Linked DNA regions of Mus musculus: region 2 is linked to region 1. A link is a loop called in an ENCODE intact Hi-C map of the cell type or tissue named here. Cell type or tissue: left cerebral cortex. All regions are shown on one strand. Links, peaks and the distances in the headings refer to the core of each region. The heading gives the core; the rest is flanking DNA.

Region 1 (5,385 bases), core at 305-5,304:
TTTTTCCAGTTTGTGTTTTAATTTTGTCCCCATGTGGCACCATAGCTTTTACATTACGTAGACAAATTTGTCAAGGTTCTTTCCAGTGTCACAGAACTTTACATTAACTTCATGAACCTTGTTCCTGTGTCCTTTGCTATGTGAGAAAAATAAATCTGTTTGGATTTTATGTTATATAAAATATGTGCCAACTAATTAAATATAACTGAAATGATTTGTAATATTTCTATGTAACACCTTGGGTGTGAGTGTAACCAAAACACTGGCTGGAAAAAGTGCAAATGATCTTCAGTTCTTCTTAAGATTTTCCCTACACCATAAAAGAGTCTACCCTCCATTGAGAAAACTGTTTTGTGTCATTGGTAATAACAATGATGGCTTATGCTTTTATTTTTATTTTTTTCCTTCACCAGATACTAGACAAGGACTTCAGGCATCTCCGCCTCTCCCCGGCCACTATTACCATACTGAATCATGTAACATGGGTGAGGGAAAGCGAAAATTACATTATTCACTGGATCAACAGGGGAAATATGAAAATAAGATGTAATATTGGAAATTAATTCGAAGGTACTTCACGATACAGGGAAGTTACAGTTATTATTGCAGTCAAGGGTTCCGAAAGCTTACAGAGCTTTCACCTCAGTTTTCTTTTTCCACTGTACCTGAGGGAGGTTTTTTGACCCGCTTTTGCTTTATTGGTAACTTGGGGTTCCAGGAGGCATCCACTCGTTTTCCAAATGCTACTGATTGAATCACATGAGCTTTTTTATGGTCAAAAATGGTAATCATGTATCTTCTCTCTTTCTCTGTAATTTCTAATAAAGGAAAAGAGAGATAATATTTAAAATTAACAAAAGCATACCGAGTCATTAAAAAAAAAAAATCTGAGCAATCTGCCTTGCCTGACCAGCCAAATCGCTGATCTCTGGTTTAGATGAGACTCTGCCTCTGATAGCACATACATGCACACATGTGTGCACATACTTCAACATACAAGTGTGCTCCAACAAACATGCATACATGCATACACACAGAAGTAGGTTTAACTTATATATGACAATATTGTTGAACCATTATGCAAGGAGATTTTAGTTATTAATCCAATCTCACAAGCACTCAGTGGATATCCTCCTGTCATAGTGGCACTCAATCCTGTGGTCTAGCACACTCCTGAGACTTTCTAGGACATATCAGCATATGACTGACATGACAACAGGAGACACTCTGCATTCCCTCACCACTGCTGGGAAGGAGATATATTCTCACGGGCAGACCTTCACAGTAACAACCCCTAAAGGATAAAGGATAGTCTTTACAGCTAGCAAGATAATGGGATAAGGGATAGATCATATGTGCTTGGGTGAATTAGGCCTCAAAAGTACACAACAGACTGCATGCATATATGTCCATATATGCACATATGAATGAATAGGCATGTGTGAGAAGTCACTGTTGAGTATGCCAATTTTAATAATATATAGAATTTCAAAGAAGATGACTTTTAGAATTTGTATTTTAAGAGATTCTCTATAAATCATTTTTGTGACAAGAAACCAAAGCATTGAGCCTGTTGTGGACATACACACCTTTAATTCCAGCACTTGGGAAGTAGAGGCAAGCTAATCTCTGTGAGTTCAAGGCCAGCCTGGTGTACAGTTAGGGCTACACAAAGAAACTCTGTCTTAACAAAAATAAAAAAAGATGAAAGAAAAGAAAAGAGAAGAGGAGAGGAGAGGAGAGGAGAGGAGAGGAGAGGAGAGGAGAGAAGAGAAGAGAAGAGAAGAGAAGAGAAGAGAAGAGAAGAGAAGAGAAGAGAAGAGAAGAGAAGAGAAAAGAGAAAGAACTCAATCAATCAAAGTGTCAGGCGGTAAACAATTTGGTGTCAAGAACAGGAGAGGTGGCTCAGTGGTTAAGAGCACTGGCTGCTCTTCCATTCACAGCACCCACAAGGTAGCTCACAACCATCTGTAACTTTGCAGGGAATCCAACATCTTCGGCCTCTGAGGGTACCAGGCAGGTCTGTAGTGCATGTACAAACATGTAAGTAAACACATATCCACATAAACAAATTAGCTGTAAGTATTCTTTCACTAGGTGTCCTGCGTTTCTTTTCCTTTCTTTTTCCTTCTCTTCTCTTCTCTTCTCTTCTCTTCTCTTCTCTTCTCTTCTCTTCTCTTCTCTTCTCTTCTCTTCTCTTCTCTTCTCTTCCCTTCTCTTTTCTCTTTCCTCTCCTCTCCTCTCCTCTCCTCTCCTCTCCTCTCCTCTCCTCTCCTCTCCTCTCCTCTCCTCTCCTCTCCTCTCCTCTCTTCTCTTCTTCTCCCTCCCTCCCTCCCTCCCTCCCTCCCTCCCTCCCTCCCTCCCTCCCTCTCTCTCCCTCCCTCCCTCCCTTCCTTTTTTTTTTTTTTTTTCCTAAAGCATTCTTACGTTTCCGATCAAGCAACTCCAGTCCGGGAAGGTGGAAGATTATATACAATCGGTAGAGGTTATATTGGGATAAAGGGTTTTGGTACAGACCTGCAAAGGAAGAACACAAAATAAGATGTCAGATTTCACAATAGTTCCCTTTACCACCTCTGAAGACAGACAATGAAGACTCAGGGACAGGACAAGGATAACCACTGCAGGGTGAGCAGCTGTGCCTGCTGTCTGGCCACAGCCTCACCACACACTTCCCTATTTAGAGCGCCACATATTTTACTATCTGTTGGATCCAGTCAGTCAAAGTTCACTGGTTGTTAATGCCCATTAGAAACAGCACTAGGTTCACACAGATCTGGCACAAAAGAGGAAACCGTTAAATGTCTATAGGTAAATTTGCCAGGGAAGAACAAGATGCTAGCTACAAAAGTCTTGAGGCTGCTTTTCACAAAAGATTACTTGGAGTTATTCTGGTCTCAGGAGTAATGGGGTTGGGTGGATACAGGTACACTGTCCTGACAGGTTTCTTCCTGAACCCCACTGTCCTCATGCTCAGAGGATGCCCATGCCAGTAGCACTTGGAGATCTCAGCAGGAGCTACACCGATGTGGATTTTATGGTTCATCTCACATCCCTCTGTAAGACTTGTGTGGCTAAGAGATGGGTAATGAACCTAACTTTGCAAGAAAGCGGTGGGGAGGAAGGGCCTCATGGGAGCAGTACCCATCCTGATACTTCTGAAGTAATCATCCGTCGTCATCAGCACGGAGGGACATTTATACAATGCTTCCGTTAGAAACTTTGAATGTTTTATTTTCTAGTGACATATTTTATCTGTGCATCCTCTGATAACATTAAATGAGAAATGAAGTTTGTGTGATTTTTTTTCAATGTGGCATCTGAAATACTTCTGAAAAAAACACATAAAGCAGAGAACCACTAGATGGCAGCAGAGCGAAGGGCTCCAGCTGCCACACAGCTGTGTCACCCAAAGAAATGTGGCTCCTTTACTCTGGTTAAATTTAAGAGTACTGTTCTGTAGACTATTCATCAAACACAGGGGCTGTTAATAAAGGGATGATAATATCAGGCATCAGAAGCCCAGAAAAACCTACTAACATTTAAAATGCATAGTTTGCAACATAAAGAAGATTGGAGAGGCATGTTTGAAAAAACAAGACTCATTAAAAATTGAAGAAAAACAAGACTTGGATGTATTCTCTGTCAGTAATAAGACATTGAGATATGGATTTTATCAACACAAGCTTTCCTGGCTATTTGAATCCTTACAGGAGCTTTAAAGGGAGATGAAGTGACAATGGCAGAGACCTGCTACACAACAAGACTAGTTAGAGGAATGAGAAAAGGTAAATGGAGATGTAGACTCAGGCAGAGTCAGAGTCAGATGTAGTCGGACAGATGTGTGTGTACTGGGGGAGTGAGGGAAAATGACAAAGAAAAAACTCCAGACTTCAGTAACAAGGACGGGAAAAAGGTCTAACGTTTACTCTTAAAGGAACTTAAAGCAGGAACAAATAATTGTCAGTACGGACGAGGTAACTGCATAGATGCACATCAAACCAGAAATAAGGACCAATCTGAAAAGGCCCACAAGAGATCACACCCCATAGCTTCAGCCACTCCTCAGGGTCATAAAAGCAAACCATGATTGTCTTTAGTGAGAATTCGGAAGGAGGAAAAAGTCACTTGCATTTTAGAGCAGAAGTCAGTTTCCCAGTGACTCTCCTGTGTAATCAGAGCTGACACCCCCCCCCCATTTATATGGTTATTAGAGCCACTGAGCAGCCACGCTGCCTGCATGTCATGCTTATGAGAAACCTCTTAGCTTCTGTCAGCTGTGGGTGTTTACTCATCGTGGTCCACATCGGCTTTCCCTCTGAGAACACTACTACTCACTTCTTTTCCTGGAATTTTCTAATCTCTACTCAAATAATTTTTTGTTAAATATTCATTATGCTTTTGTGTGTGTGTGTGTGTGTGTGTGTGTGTGTGTGTGTGTGTAGGTGTGTTCGTGCCAGTGCAAGAGTGTGTACCTGTGTGGACAACCTTAGGTATTACCCTCGGATAATCTGATCTATCTCCTTTGAGACAAGCTCTCCACTGAGCAGCCTATCACCAATTAGCCTCGTCTGGGGACCCAAGGGATCCTCCTTTCCACACTGCCGCAGTGCTGAGATCACAAGCATGCACCACCACAGTCTAGTTTTTCCATAGGTTCTAGGGACAGGACTCAGGCTCTTCTGCTTGTCAGACAAGCACTTCCCTGCAGCTAAATAAAGCACCACACCCAGATTACTGCCACATCGCTTGCGACCAAGACTTCTAGGTAGTCAAAGGCCATGCTCAGGGTGGTATATGGCCCATCTCATCTTAAACAGAAAGTATGTGGCAGAGATCAAAAGTAAATAATATGGAAGATATTTCAACCTTTTCCTTCTCTCTTCTCTAGCTCTTGCATTTTAGCAGGAAGCAATCTTACTTTCCATTCCTCCTTCACCCTCCCCCACCAACCCCCACACCATCTATGCTAGTTTAAGTATTGAACCTTTTGGATTTATGCGTTTTGGATGGCTGGTCCTTAAATTACCATAAATTAAGTTTCTGAGATATGAAATCAGTTTCCTGTGTCTGAGTGTTCTGAAAGCGTCGTGTGATGTATGGGCACATTCCTGTAGCAGCGAGGAAGCAAACTCGCTTACACTTTCGCTTTCAATAGGTTAATACTAGTTAATCCACCTTTCCCTCTAGGCTACTTACGAAGTACACCTCAGTGGCGCCAGCACTGTCTTGCTTATCTTAATTTGGAAGTCAGAGTCTAAGCAATTTACATTTACCCAATCATATATCACAATGTCTCTGCCACTGTACCGCAGCAACTTGCGTTAGATGAGTCACACGTGTGGAGGTTTCTCAATGAAAGACAAGAGGAAGACAGAAAATTAT
Region 2 (5,385 bases), core at 313-5,312, 460 kb after region 1:
TATTGAATACTGATGTTCTGTAGTTTTGGCTTCTTGGTTGGAATCTCTAATTTTCAGTGATTAATAATAAAGCTTTAGAAAAGCTATTTTCCTTTCCTTGGAATAAGTGTCTGAATACTGGAATTTTCCTCATGCGGTTTGTTATACTCTGATACCCTCTTCCCAGGGTTTTGAGTTATATAATCATGTTTAACTGTTAGTATTTCATCTTTTATAGACACATTTGATTTTATATTAATTTAAAACTAGTAATGATCTAAAATAGATCACCTTGTGTGTGAAAACTGACTCAGTATAACTTTAAATTTCCTTCTCAGCATACCAAGGGTTTAATGTACATTGAAAAGCCCTATCTTTGTAGAGGTATTATTTGCATTGCTTTGCTTTCTATCCCTTTAAACGGTCCACCTTTATCTCTATAAATAGAGTTGCTTCTCTTTAATGCTAAAGAAAATGATGCCCACTGAAGAAGTTAAGGAAACTTTATCCCATGAACCACTGCAGGAGTAGGCCTCCACCGCCTGAGCCTAACATGCCCCAGCAGTGGGCGCGCTGGGAAAGCAGGGAAGGGGAAGTGGGAAGTGGGAAGGATGGGAATACAGACGAGGAGACAGTGATGTCATAGTTTTTTTTTTTTTCTTTTTGTCTTCTGAGACTGTGCTCTACAAAGTGAATGGAAGCTTGATTCTAGCTGTCTGCAGTTTCTCTCCATTTGTAAAATTCAAACGCTGCTATCTGTCATATGTACTGATGGGATTTGGGTAACATTAACTTGAAGCTGGGCTTGTGGCTGTAACCCTAGCACTCAAGAGGCTGAGGCAGGCGGGTTATGAGGAGATTGAGGCTACCCTAGGCTACAAAATGGGTTTAAGGCCAGGCCAGGCCAGGCTACAGGATAGGTCTATGCTCAACAGCAATGACAAAACCAAAACTGAAACAGAAAACAACAACAAAATTATTAAGAGAGGCCTGGGCTTTTTGTTCAGTGAATTTGATAAAATTCTTGCTGGAAGCAAACCTGGCTGATTAGCTTTTCTCTAGGGGAGGTGTGGCTAAACTCAGAGACAGGTTTTGGACTGATGAGGTAGAGAGGGTAGGGGACACTGGCTAAAACTGGATGAGTCATGAGGGGAAAAGGCTGAAAAGAGAATGGCGGCTTGAGGAGGTGAAAGTCTTTGCTACTGTGCAAGCACAGGCCACCTAGTTGCCTTTTGATTTTTCTTCAGTTGGGATGACTTCTCTTTAGCATTAAAGAAAAGCAGATCCATTATAGAGATAGATATGGACAGTTTAATAGGATATAACGCAAAGCAATGCAAGCAATAATTCTATAAAAATAGGGTTTGTAAGCGTACATCAAACCCTTATCATGTGAAGAGGAAATTAAAGTTCCCTTGAGTCTGTTTAGTTCTTTTAAAAAATCCCAAGTTCAACAAAATGGCAATTCTTTGTATTTCTTTCTATTGAATATGTAATAAGGGTTTTGTTTGTTTGTTTGTTTGTTTGTTTTGTTTCTTAAACTCCAAGCCAGCCCCACTTTTCCTTTGTGGTTCTTAGGGATTGTTTCCCATTCTCCTGATTCTCCTGTTTCATTTGCAGATGACTCTTGTGTGTTTAGACCCACACTCACACATCCTGCATTGTCTTTTCATGGATGCCTTCCGGGCCCATCAGGTTAATCCATAATGGACTGGGTTGTTCTAAACACCCAAAGCCTGTGATTGGAGAATCACACCTGCACACACATGCACACACACTCACACATCAGTGACATCTACTTGCTCTAAAGTCCTCTGGTGATGACAGAGAGCCAGACTTTCTTTTGATAAAAGCTTGGCTTATGAATGTCTTTTAGTCCTGTAAAATCCAGCCCTTTGCTTTGGTGTTCCCATGGTGGCTTTTAGTTTTTAATTCAACCTGGCAAATTTTGTGTTTCTGTCTATGAACTTTGTGCATTTATATTTGGACTTATTTTGTTCACCTGGTTGTTTGCCTTTGCCGAGGATTTTTTCTTAACATTTTAATTAAAATTGTTTTCTCCCTTTTTATTATTTTTGTTACTTTTTACTTTTCATCTTCAAAACATCTCAGTTTTACCAAAAGAACGTAGGAACAATACAAGGAACTCATGCATACCCTAGAAGCAGAATTTTGTACGCAAATCAGGAAGTTAATATTGATGTGACTCCATTATTTAATCTTCAAGTAGGATCCATCTCCCTTTTTAGGTTTTGAAAACATATGTTGCAGTTTGTTTTGTCAACCGCTTTAATCTGTGGCGTATCTTTGGCCTTTCATGGGCATGCACTTGAAAAATATTATTTGTCTGTATATTCACTGTTGATTTTTGTGTGTGTGTTTATATGTGTGTTTTGCATATATAAGTTGTACGTGCAAGTATGTGTGTGTGTGTGTGTGTGTGTGTGTGTGTGTTTGTGTGTGTGTGTGTGTGTGTGTGTGTTGGGAGTATGGAAGCTATGGAGAATGTCCAATCTACTGCTCTATCCCTCTCTGTTGTACACTCTTGAGATAGGGTACCTCACTGAACTTGCAGCTAGGCTGGTAATCAGAAGCCCCCAGCTGTCATCTTCTCCTGTCATCTTCTCCACTGCCACCTACAGGCCCCTTCATACACACAGCCAGGTCTGGGCTTTTGTGCACTGCATACATCCATGCCTGACTTAAGCTACCTCCAGCGATTTAGACTCGAATCTTCCGTACTTACATAGCCATGGTTCAGTCTCCAGTAGGACAAATATCAGATAATTATTTTGTGTAAAATGGCCAGTTAGGTTTCTGTGCTGGTTAGTTGCCATGCCCCCCCCCCCCCACTCCCGCCATGTGACATAAACTGAAGACACCTGGGAAGCAGGACTCTCAACAGAGGAGAAAATAAGCCCACTCAATTTGCTTGTGGGCAAATCTGTGGGAGCATTGTCTTGATTGCTAATTAATACAGTGCCTAGCCCACTGTAGGCATGGCCACCCTTGGGCAGGTGGGCCTGAGCTGTATAGGAAAGGAAGCTGAGAAAGCTAGGAGAAATAATCCACTAAGTAGCATTTGTCTGGGAACCTCTGCCTCAATTCTCAGCTTCCTGTTTATGTCCCTCCCCTGGCTTTCCTTGACAGTGAACTGTGATGTGGACGTGTAAAGTAAATGAATCCTGTCCTCCCCCAAGTTGGATTTGGTCAGTATTTTATCCTGGCAACTGAAAGATAGTTTCCTCATCAATGACCTCAGTATGTTCATTTTCAACAAGAATGTCGGGCTTATGTGACAGTGCGCTGCAGACTGAGGTGTCCCCTACAGTCTCCTACTTTATCTTTAATTTCCTCGATGGAAATTCGATAGTAGAGTTGGTCAAATATTTTCTCTTTTGTGTGACAACTGTAGGTGTTACATTCTCTCATCCTCCTTGTGGGCTTGCCTTGTTTACCTAAATCAATGCTGCCCTCTTCTGTTACAGCAGCAGAACCAAATGGCATTAAATACGCGGTCCTGAGTGAAGTTAGTGGAAGTTGTGTGTTTTCCAGTTGCTTAATTCTCTTTGTTCTTCTGGACCCTAGCTTTTCTGCTCTAGCTTCTCGTCAGTACCCAGCTGCAAAAAAAAATTCCTGCCTCTCTCTGCGCTCTTCTGTTCCAGGGGAAGGCTGTCAGTCAAATCAAGGGCTGTTTTATGCCCCTCCCCTTTATGAAGGTGATGTCCTCCCTCATCTCTATTGGGCTTCTTGTGTGTGTGTGTTGTTGTTGTTGACTTTAGATCAGCCTCCACCCTTCATTTTTCTCTTCCTTCTCTAGTGGCATGGGAACTTTTTACAGTTTAGTGCCCCGTCGTTTTCTTTTTCCTTTAATTAAGTCATTTTGACATTCAGGATTTTCACATCATCCTTTTGTATTCAGGAGGCCGGGTTCATTTGGTCTTTTTGATCTTCTCCTTGTTTTAGGAGAAAATACTGAGACCACTGCTACTGGCTTTAGCTACCTGGAGGGTGGCCTTCGTGGTTCGTTGCCCCTTTACTAAATCTCTTCTGATTAAGAAGTTTCTCATCTTACCTCCAGACAATTTGATTTATTATCCATATTTATATGAATGTTTAAAATTAGTATTTTAACTAGCCTTCGTTTATGTCACCCTTTTTAATTAATCATTTTATTCGTTTACATTTCAAATGTTATCCCCCTTCCTGGTTACCACTCCACAGCCCTCCATCTCAGGTCCCCTTTCTCCCCTCGCCTTTGTCTCTATGAGGGTGCCCCTCCATCCACTCATGCACTCATGCCTCACCACTCTAGCATCCCTCTAACCTGGGGCATCAAACCTCCATAGACCAAGGGCTTTGCCTCCCACTGATGTGAGATAAGGCCATCCTCTGCTATATATGTATCTGGAGCTAGCAGTCCCTCTTCATGTCATCCTTTTTAATGCATTTTATTTTACTATCATTTCCCACTTTCTAAGTGACATTTTCTTTATCCAATATTGTGATTTTAAAATTTTAATTATCTTATATATTTACCTGTTATTATAATTATTTCCTGGAAAATGTTTGGTATTTTATATCCATATACTTATTTTAAGATTATTACTTTATTTTGCATATCTTCTTACCTCCTAGAGTTTTATTCTGAGGTCTGCTTTCTTGTATGTGACTCTTTTTTAATTTAAATAATATATTTATTTTTATGGGCACTAGTGTTTTGCCCCTGGAACTCTAGTCACAGATAGCTGTAAGCTGCCTTGTGGGTGTTGGGAATTGAACCCAGGTCTTTTAAGAGAGAGGCCAGTGCTCTTAATCACTGAACCATCTCTCCAGCCCTACCTACCCCCCTATGACTTTTTAGTGTAATAAATGTATTTTGCTCAACTGACAGAGACTGTTTTATTATAATTTTTTAAAAGTAGCATTTGTGTATAGTTTGGTGGCTTTAGGAGAGAAGGTTAGTTTTCACTTTTGTATTATAACTTGAAATAAATTGTCATTTTATTCCTGTCTCAATTGTTGAAGTGACAAAAATGGCTGTCAGTACAACTGTTGATCTCTCTCTCTCTCTCTCTCTCTCTCTCTCTCTCTCTCTCTCTCGCTCTCTCTGTGTGTGTGTGTGTTCTGACTAGCTAATTTAAAGCTTTCTTCATATTTAGTGTCCCGATGTTTCCACAATATTTATTTGTAGGATTTTTTATTTTCATTTTATCTACCCCAAGATTCACTGGGTTATAAAACCCAGTGTTCATCTGTTCGTGAATCTATAGAATAATTTCAGCAATACATCTTTAAAAACCATTTCCCTTTATATCTGTTATTCCTTTGTACAGGACTTATTAAATGTATGTTTGAATACTTTGTGTATTCTGAGTTCCTTACTGCCGCTCTTTGTTGTTTTCT

The links. Peaks named below come from ENCODE experiments on the same cell type or tissue, not always from the same donor. Only the 100,000 strongest peaks of a DNase experiment are listed, where the experiment ranks them.
Region 2: a loop joins it to region 1, with 7 times the contacts of the local background. A loop is called at or near these places in 37 of 42 quality-filtered maps.

Annotation. Positions count from the first base shown.
Region 1 is chr12:36,211,900-36,217,284 of GRCm38, forward strand. Lrrc72 (leucine rich repeat containing 72) reads right to left here. Exons shown (of 9, transcript NM_001361098.1): 6 at 2,428-2,517; 7 at 666-818. Among named protein-coding and RNA genes, the nearest start is that of Gm40390, 35 kb to the right of the region's middle. In left cerebral cortex, for the core only: a CTCF peak has its summit at 3,374 (motif pointing right); a DNase peak (open chromatin) is centred at 3,372.
Region 2 is chr12:36,667,723-36,673,107 of GRCm38, forward strand. The region is part of intron 9 of Crppa (CDP-L-ribitol pyrophosphorylase A); the gene reads left to right. Among named protein-coding and RNA genes, the nearest start is that of Mir5099, 150 kb to the right of the region's middle. In left cerebral cortex, for the core only: a CTCF peak has its summit at 3,458 (motif pointing left); DNase peaks (open chromatin) are centred at 2,680 and 3,443.